2 separate regions of the Homo sapiens genome follow, and region 2 is linked to region 1. Evidence: chromatin loops called from intact Hi-C (ENCODE). Cell type or tissue: GM12878. All regions are shown on one strand. Each heading gives the region's core, and the rest is flanking DNA. Links, peaks and the distances in the headings are about the cores only. Region 1 has its middle 370 kb from the start of LINC01826. Region 2 has its middle 210 kb from the start of LINC01826.

Region 1 (2,925 bases), core at 231-2,730:
AAGGCTCCCACGTATAGAAGTTAAATAAATGTTTATGTCTCTTCTCCTATTAATCAATGTGCCTCATGCCAGTGACTTTTCGGTGAACCTTTCAGGGACTATGTGGTCAGGTAAGACCTCATGAAGATGTATTATTTGAGTTGAAAATAAAAAGATGAAGTGCAAGCCCTCCTTCAGTGTGCTGGGAAAAGCACTCTTAGCGGAGGGAAAGGCAAGTCCAAATGCCCTGATGGGAAAGGTGCTGTGTTTAAGATGCAAAAAATCCTATGACTGGAGGCTTGTGCTAGAGGTGGACGATCATGTATTTTAAGGCCAAAAATCTAGTCAGGGTCAAAAATCATAAGAATTGTTAGTTTTTAATCAGAGATTCTGATTTTATTGGAAGGGCAGTAGAAAGCCATTGAGGGATTTTTAGCAGACAAATTAAATAATCTCATTTGTGTTTTAAAAAGCTCATATTGGCTGAGAAATAGATAATGGATTAGAAAGAAAAGTAAACACAAAAGTAAATATATTACCAAGCCTTGCATGATGGGACACAGAGTTACATTATCTAGATGGTATTTCTAAAACAATATTGCATTGGGCAGCTGGTGACTCTCAGGGGATGGATGGCAGAAAGTATTAATAGAAGCACCTTCAGGATCTAAAGGACATAGGCTGGTGGTCCCAACAAACACCATGATTTACCAGTTTGATTCCTGCAGTAACCAAACAGATCCCAACGGAAGATATTAAGCTGCCACTACAAAGTACAAAGTAATAGTAGCCACAATTGCAGCCACCATGCCAAATATGGAATCCTTGCAAAAGCACATTAGCTTGGTCTAAGGTACCTATAATTGGCCATTGATTTATTGAATACACTCTTTTCTATTCTTAGCAGAAAAAGCAGTTCTGAAAAAATTCACATTCACAAGGCAGGAACGACAGCAAATGTTTCAAGTTTTGTCCCACAATTATGTTAACTGCCCCCAACCTCTGTTAAAATATAGTCCAAGGAAATCTAGATTATCTATGCATCTCACTCAACATCACATGATCCACTCCATCAATGATATGATGCTAACTGAGGAATGAGTAAGAAATAACTAGTGTAATTGTGGCAGGCCAGGTCTCCATTAGCAACCAGGGCAGTCATCCTTCACCACCACCTTAGTGTAAATCTGATGAGTGTATAACTTAAGCATTAAAGAACTGGAGAAACTGGTGCCTTAGTACAAGGGTTAGAATGTAAAAACAAGTCCATTAAGACCCCACCTGGGCTTTCTCAGACATTAGAGTTTAATTAATAAAAGGAGGCATTCTTGCACACCTTGTACCAAGACCCACTTTAGATTACATAATTGTTCCTAGGCTCTGAAGTAATTTCCAGATCTGAACCCTAGTTAAAGATTAGACAGAGTGAAACACTTCAGTTTGTAGGTGCTTTCCCACACGTAGGCATATGGTTTGAATGTATTATAAGCACTGGAGAAAAACTTGTAACTTTGAGTTGGTCTGTTGAGTTATTCTGGTTTTCTCCCTGTAACTGGTTGCAGAAACTCCCTTCTTGCCCAGTCTGTTTGCATCTTATGATTGAACCATGAGAACAAGCAGCTGGACCCCAGTTCTGTCTGGGAACATAACAGCCTGACAGGTTCTTCTTGCCCACTGTTTCCAAAACAGCCAATACATTGAGCATAGCAGGTGTTGCAGCCCAGAGTTCCATAATCACAGGGCCAGCCAAGTGAGGAGAATGGGAGATAATTCTCAAATCTGCCTCCCTAAGAACTTGGAGGTGAGGTTTTTTTTAAGGACAGTTTGGTGGGCAAGGGGCTATGGAATTTGATTTGCTGCTTGGTTGGGGATGAAATCATACGGGCATCAAAATTGCCTTCGTGCACTGAGTCAGTTTCTGGGTTGTCACAGGAGCAGTTGAGTCAGTTTTTTGATATGGGTCATGAGCCTGGTTGGCATCTGTTGGCCCAAAGAATGCAAACTCTAAAAAATATTGCAAACACCAGTCAGGTTTTGCAATAGCAATGCTGTCTCTCGGGGCAATTAGGGAAGTTACAAATTTTGTGACCTCTGGCTACATGACTCCTGAGCAGTAAATCTATTAGGAGACAATGACTAGTTATTATTTAACTATGCCTAGCATTAGCAGAATTCAGGATCTTACTGTAATTCTAAAATTATGGCCTTTTATTAGCTTTACAAGGAGCGACTTCAGTACCTGAATAAGTGGGAGATTAGTTTTGGGAAGAGACTACTATCATTCTTGCTTTAAACTATAAACTAAATTCTTCCCATAGTTAGCTTGTCCTACATGTACGGATGGGCAAAGGCAGTTTGCTTGCGAGGTTAGAAACAAGACAGAGTCAGCTATGTTAGATTTATCTAACTGTTACAATTTTTGAAAGGCAATTTCAATGACATGTCAGAAACCTTAGTAAATGTGTGCACTTTTGAGTGAAGGAGATGAATCCTGCTAAGATTCAAGGGCCTCTCATCTCATTATAATTTTTAGGACACATAGGTTAGGTATATGATGGGACATCTTAGCCAATGTAAAAAGCAAATTATTGCATCTCTCACCTACCACCACAGAGAAGGAATCATTCTACCTGGTAGACTTCTTCAGGATCTGGAAACAGCGTTTTCTACACTCGAGAATATTGCTATGGCCTATAATTTAATCGTGCAGAAGGCTGGCAGATTTGAGGGTGACCCAGAACAGAAAAGGGCTCTTCAGAGATCTAGACTATGATGTAAGCAGCCCTGCCATGAGTGGGTTCTGTCCAGATTGAGTCCTAAGATTAAGCATCGCTTATATGGCACATGGTGTCAGATGAATGTATGTAGTCACATCAATGGCTAAGCATAAGCAAGACAAGAGGGCACAAGCAAGCTGCATGAGCAAGCATCTCAGAGCCCTGTGAC
Region 2 (2,925 bases), core at 333-2,832, 160 kb before region 1:
CCATCACATTGCTTAGAGCATGTGAAAAGTTGCCCTGGCAACTCTCATCTATTTAGTGGTCACATTGATCTGACATCATGTTGACTTCCTACAGAGTTAATTTCTCACTTCTCCAGACTGTAATGTCAGCACAGTTGCACATCTTTCTGTTTATTTACCAAAAATATCAGCACAGTCCAAGACTCAATATTTAAAATGCATAAAACCTATGACGGAATTAAAACTCTTCCATATCAACAATTATAAAAAGGTTAATATGCTGGAAAAATGCTTTTGCAATGTGGTTTGAGTAAAGTCATTTTATTTTATATTATTGTAAGATAAAAGCATAAAACTGATGACATTTGACATTTAGGCTCTGAAGATGGGAAATATTACTAGATGAGTTTAAGGAGGTGATATCAGAGATTATATGACCAGGTTGAGAAAGAAGATTTGAATATTAACAATCCTTAGAAATTTCAAAAACATGTAGCCTGCTCTTCTAGTCCAGTTCATCTGGATGTGAGTTCAGTACTGCTCACAGCCAGCTGGATGTTCTTAGGAAAATCACAACTTTTCTGGGCATCTATTTCAATTGCCAAAGAAACACAAACCACCAGATTGTTGAGAGAATCCTGTAAGATACCTTGCTTAAACCAGTGTAAGTATTAGCTGGAAAACACTAGAAACAAAGGGCTGCTCAAGTGTCATAATCTGACTATATGACTGGTACACAGCCACTGCCCCAACACTCCCCGTGCTCACCCCACTGCTGGCCAACTTCGCCTCTCCCTTGGGACCCCTCCTATCTAATCAGTGTGCAGATCCAATACCCAATAATGATCAACCTTTTTTTTTATCACTCCTTTACAATAACGAGATATGCATAGTGACCTTCCCATGAATGATTGTCAACTGGTTAATAATCCACATGCAAGCACTTTTAATAGTTAGAAATGACATTTAATTATTAAATGTTATTTATGTTCGCAAACATATATCATTTTGAGGTTGCTTTCCCTTAGAAATGGATTATGTTCAATACCATTTTTATTCCAATAAACACAGGATGCATTAATGAAAAGGTACAAGGGCACAAGTCACACCTGCCAAAACCCAATTTCAGCCATATGCCAGATTTGGAGAGCACCATAGAGCTGCCAATACAACCCTTTAAGGAGCCAGATGCCACGGCTGGGGAAATACTTTTCAGTCCTGCTCATGTAATTCTTACATTACTAATTAGCCTTAGCCCACACAGAACTAAAATTAATCATGAGAAGCGGCAGCTTGACTCTTCCAGTTATGTTTCAGTTTCAGGCTGTTTGCTTTCACCTCTGCCGGTGCATCCTCTGTTTCTGACACTGTCTCCTGTTTGCCTCCTTTTGCTTGGTGTTCATGGGTGGAGCTCACTGAATGCCACTGGGATGGCAGTAGTCATTCCAAATGTTGCAAGTCCAAAACCCAACTCCTGATCCTACCCTCATTACAACCTAGTCCCTCTCACAGTAGATAACAGCTTTAACATTCCTGGTTTTCAGAGGCAATAAATCCTTTGAAGTGGTCTTGCTTACCCTTTCTCCCAGCCTCCCAGCCTGTCACCAACACATCTAAATGTTTTATTCTACAAAGCATCCTAGAAAGGGAAAAGTTCTTTTACCATTATCTCCTGTTTGGGTTACTGCAAGGGGCTCTTAAGGTTGTTTCTAGAGGCCACCCTCATGTTGTAGAAGCCCAAATTCAGGCTCCTGTATGGGATGTGTAGCTAATGCCAAACATGACACATAGGTGCTGAGAGATAGAGAAAGGTTTATTCAATTTGGCCAAAGCAAGAAGGCAGGATGGTGAGATCTCTCAAATATTTCTTAACAAACAGAAGACGGAAGTTTCCTTTCCTATTACAGGAAAGTTTCCTCCTATTTCTATACAATATATCCTATATACACTACCTATTGTGTTATTTTTTCAAAGTTGATCTACCTATATGTGTACTCTTTCAAAAGTGGTACTGAAACTAGAAATGGTTCTGTCTCAAAAGTAAATGAATTCTTAAGATAATTTTGAGGTGTAAAAATGGGGAAAAGATTAAATTGTTTCTTCTTACAAATGTGTTCAGAAAAACTGATTAATTCTAAATCAGCTCAATAATAGCAACTAGCTAATTCAAAGAATAATTGAGAACATTACGATAGATTAAAACTGAATATTCGTGCAATATATACTTATTTAGACAGTTGGTTAAAAGAAAATATGGAATGTGAATGTTGAGTGTTAGTACTAGGCATGCTTCTTTGAAAAGTCCTTTTCTCCAGTAACTGATATTTACTGTAGGAACCCCAACACAAAATACCAGGAGAGGGTTTGTGGGGTGGTGAGTTGTGTCCAAGTTAAAGAACTTGGTCAACAGGGACAAGCAGAAGAGGTCATACCAAGAACGCTTTAACTTCCCACCAGTGCTTGAGCCTATATCAAACATTCAATCAAGGAATATGTCTTAAACCCCTCCTATGACAGAGGAACAATTATTTTTCATTACAAGGCTCAGTTTTTTCCTAAACAATAACACCAAACTGGCACTGTCTAAAATGACTTTACACAACATAAACATTATTAATTTGTAAAAGCAGTTCTGCTATTTCTTCTGAGGATTTATAGAATTGCTGTTTTACATGGCCAATGAATCCTGCAAATCAAAATAGAAGTACTTGAAATGCTAATGTTTTTCTGTATTCCTGATTAAGTCAATCAGATTAATTTTGTACTTATTTGCAATTTATAGCAAAATCTGTATTCATTTTTACCACTCAGTCTACTTGGCACAGTTGCTAAACATTCCTATCAATATTGCAGACAAGATGGAGCACCTGATTAATACAAATGCCTAAACATAGTTGCCTGATTTTGGCTAATTTATCTTGTATTGACAAAATCAAAAGTAGTTAA

The links. Hi-C counts contacts between places; a loop is a spot of excess contacts. Peaks named below come from ENCODE experiments on the same cell type or tissue, not always from the same donor. Only the 100,000 strongest peaks of a DNase experiment are listed, where the experiment ranks them.
Region 2: a loop joins it to region 1, with 2.1 times the contacts of the local background. A loop is called at or near these places in 1 of 110 quality-filtered maps.

What each region holds. Positions count from the first base shown.
Region 1 is chr2:122,705,955-122,708,879 of GRCh38, reverse strand. No RefSeq gene overlaps it. Among named protein-coding and RNA genes, the nearest start is that of LINC01826, 370 kb to the left of the region's middle. RefSeq lists an enhancer at 1,349-1,398. In GM12878, for the core only: no CTCF peak of the experiment used is centred there; a DNase peak (open chromatin) is centred at 1,479; H3K27ac peaks cover 1,530 bases.
Region 2 is chr2:122,862,049-122,864,973 of GRCh38, reverse strand. No RefSeq gene overlaps it. Among named protein-coding and RNA genes, the nearest start is that of LINC01826, 210 kb to the left of the region's middle. In GM12878, for the core only: no CTCF peak of the experiment used is centred there; a DNase peak (open chromatin) is centred at 1,283.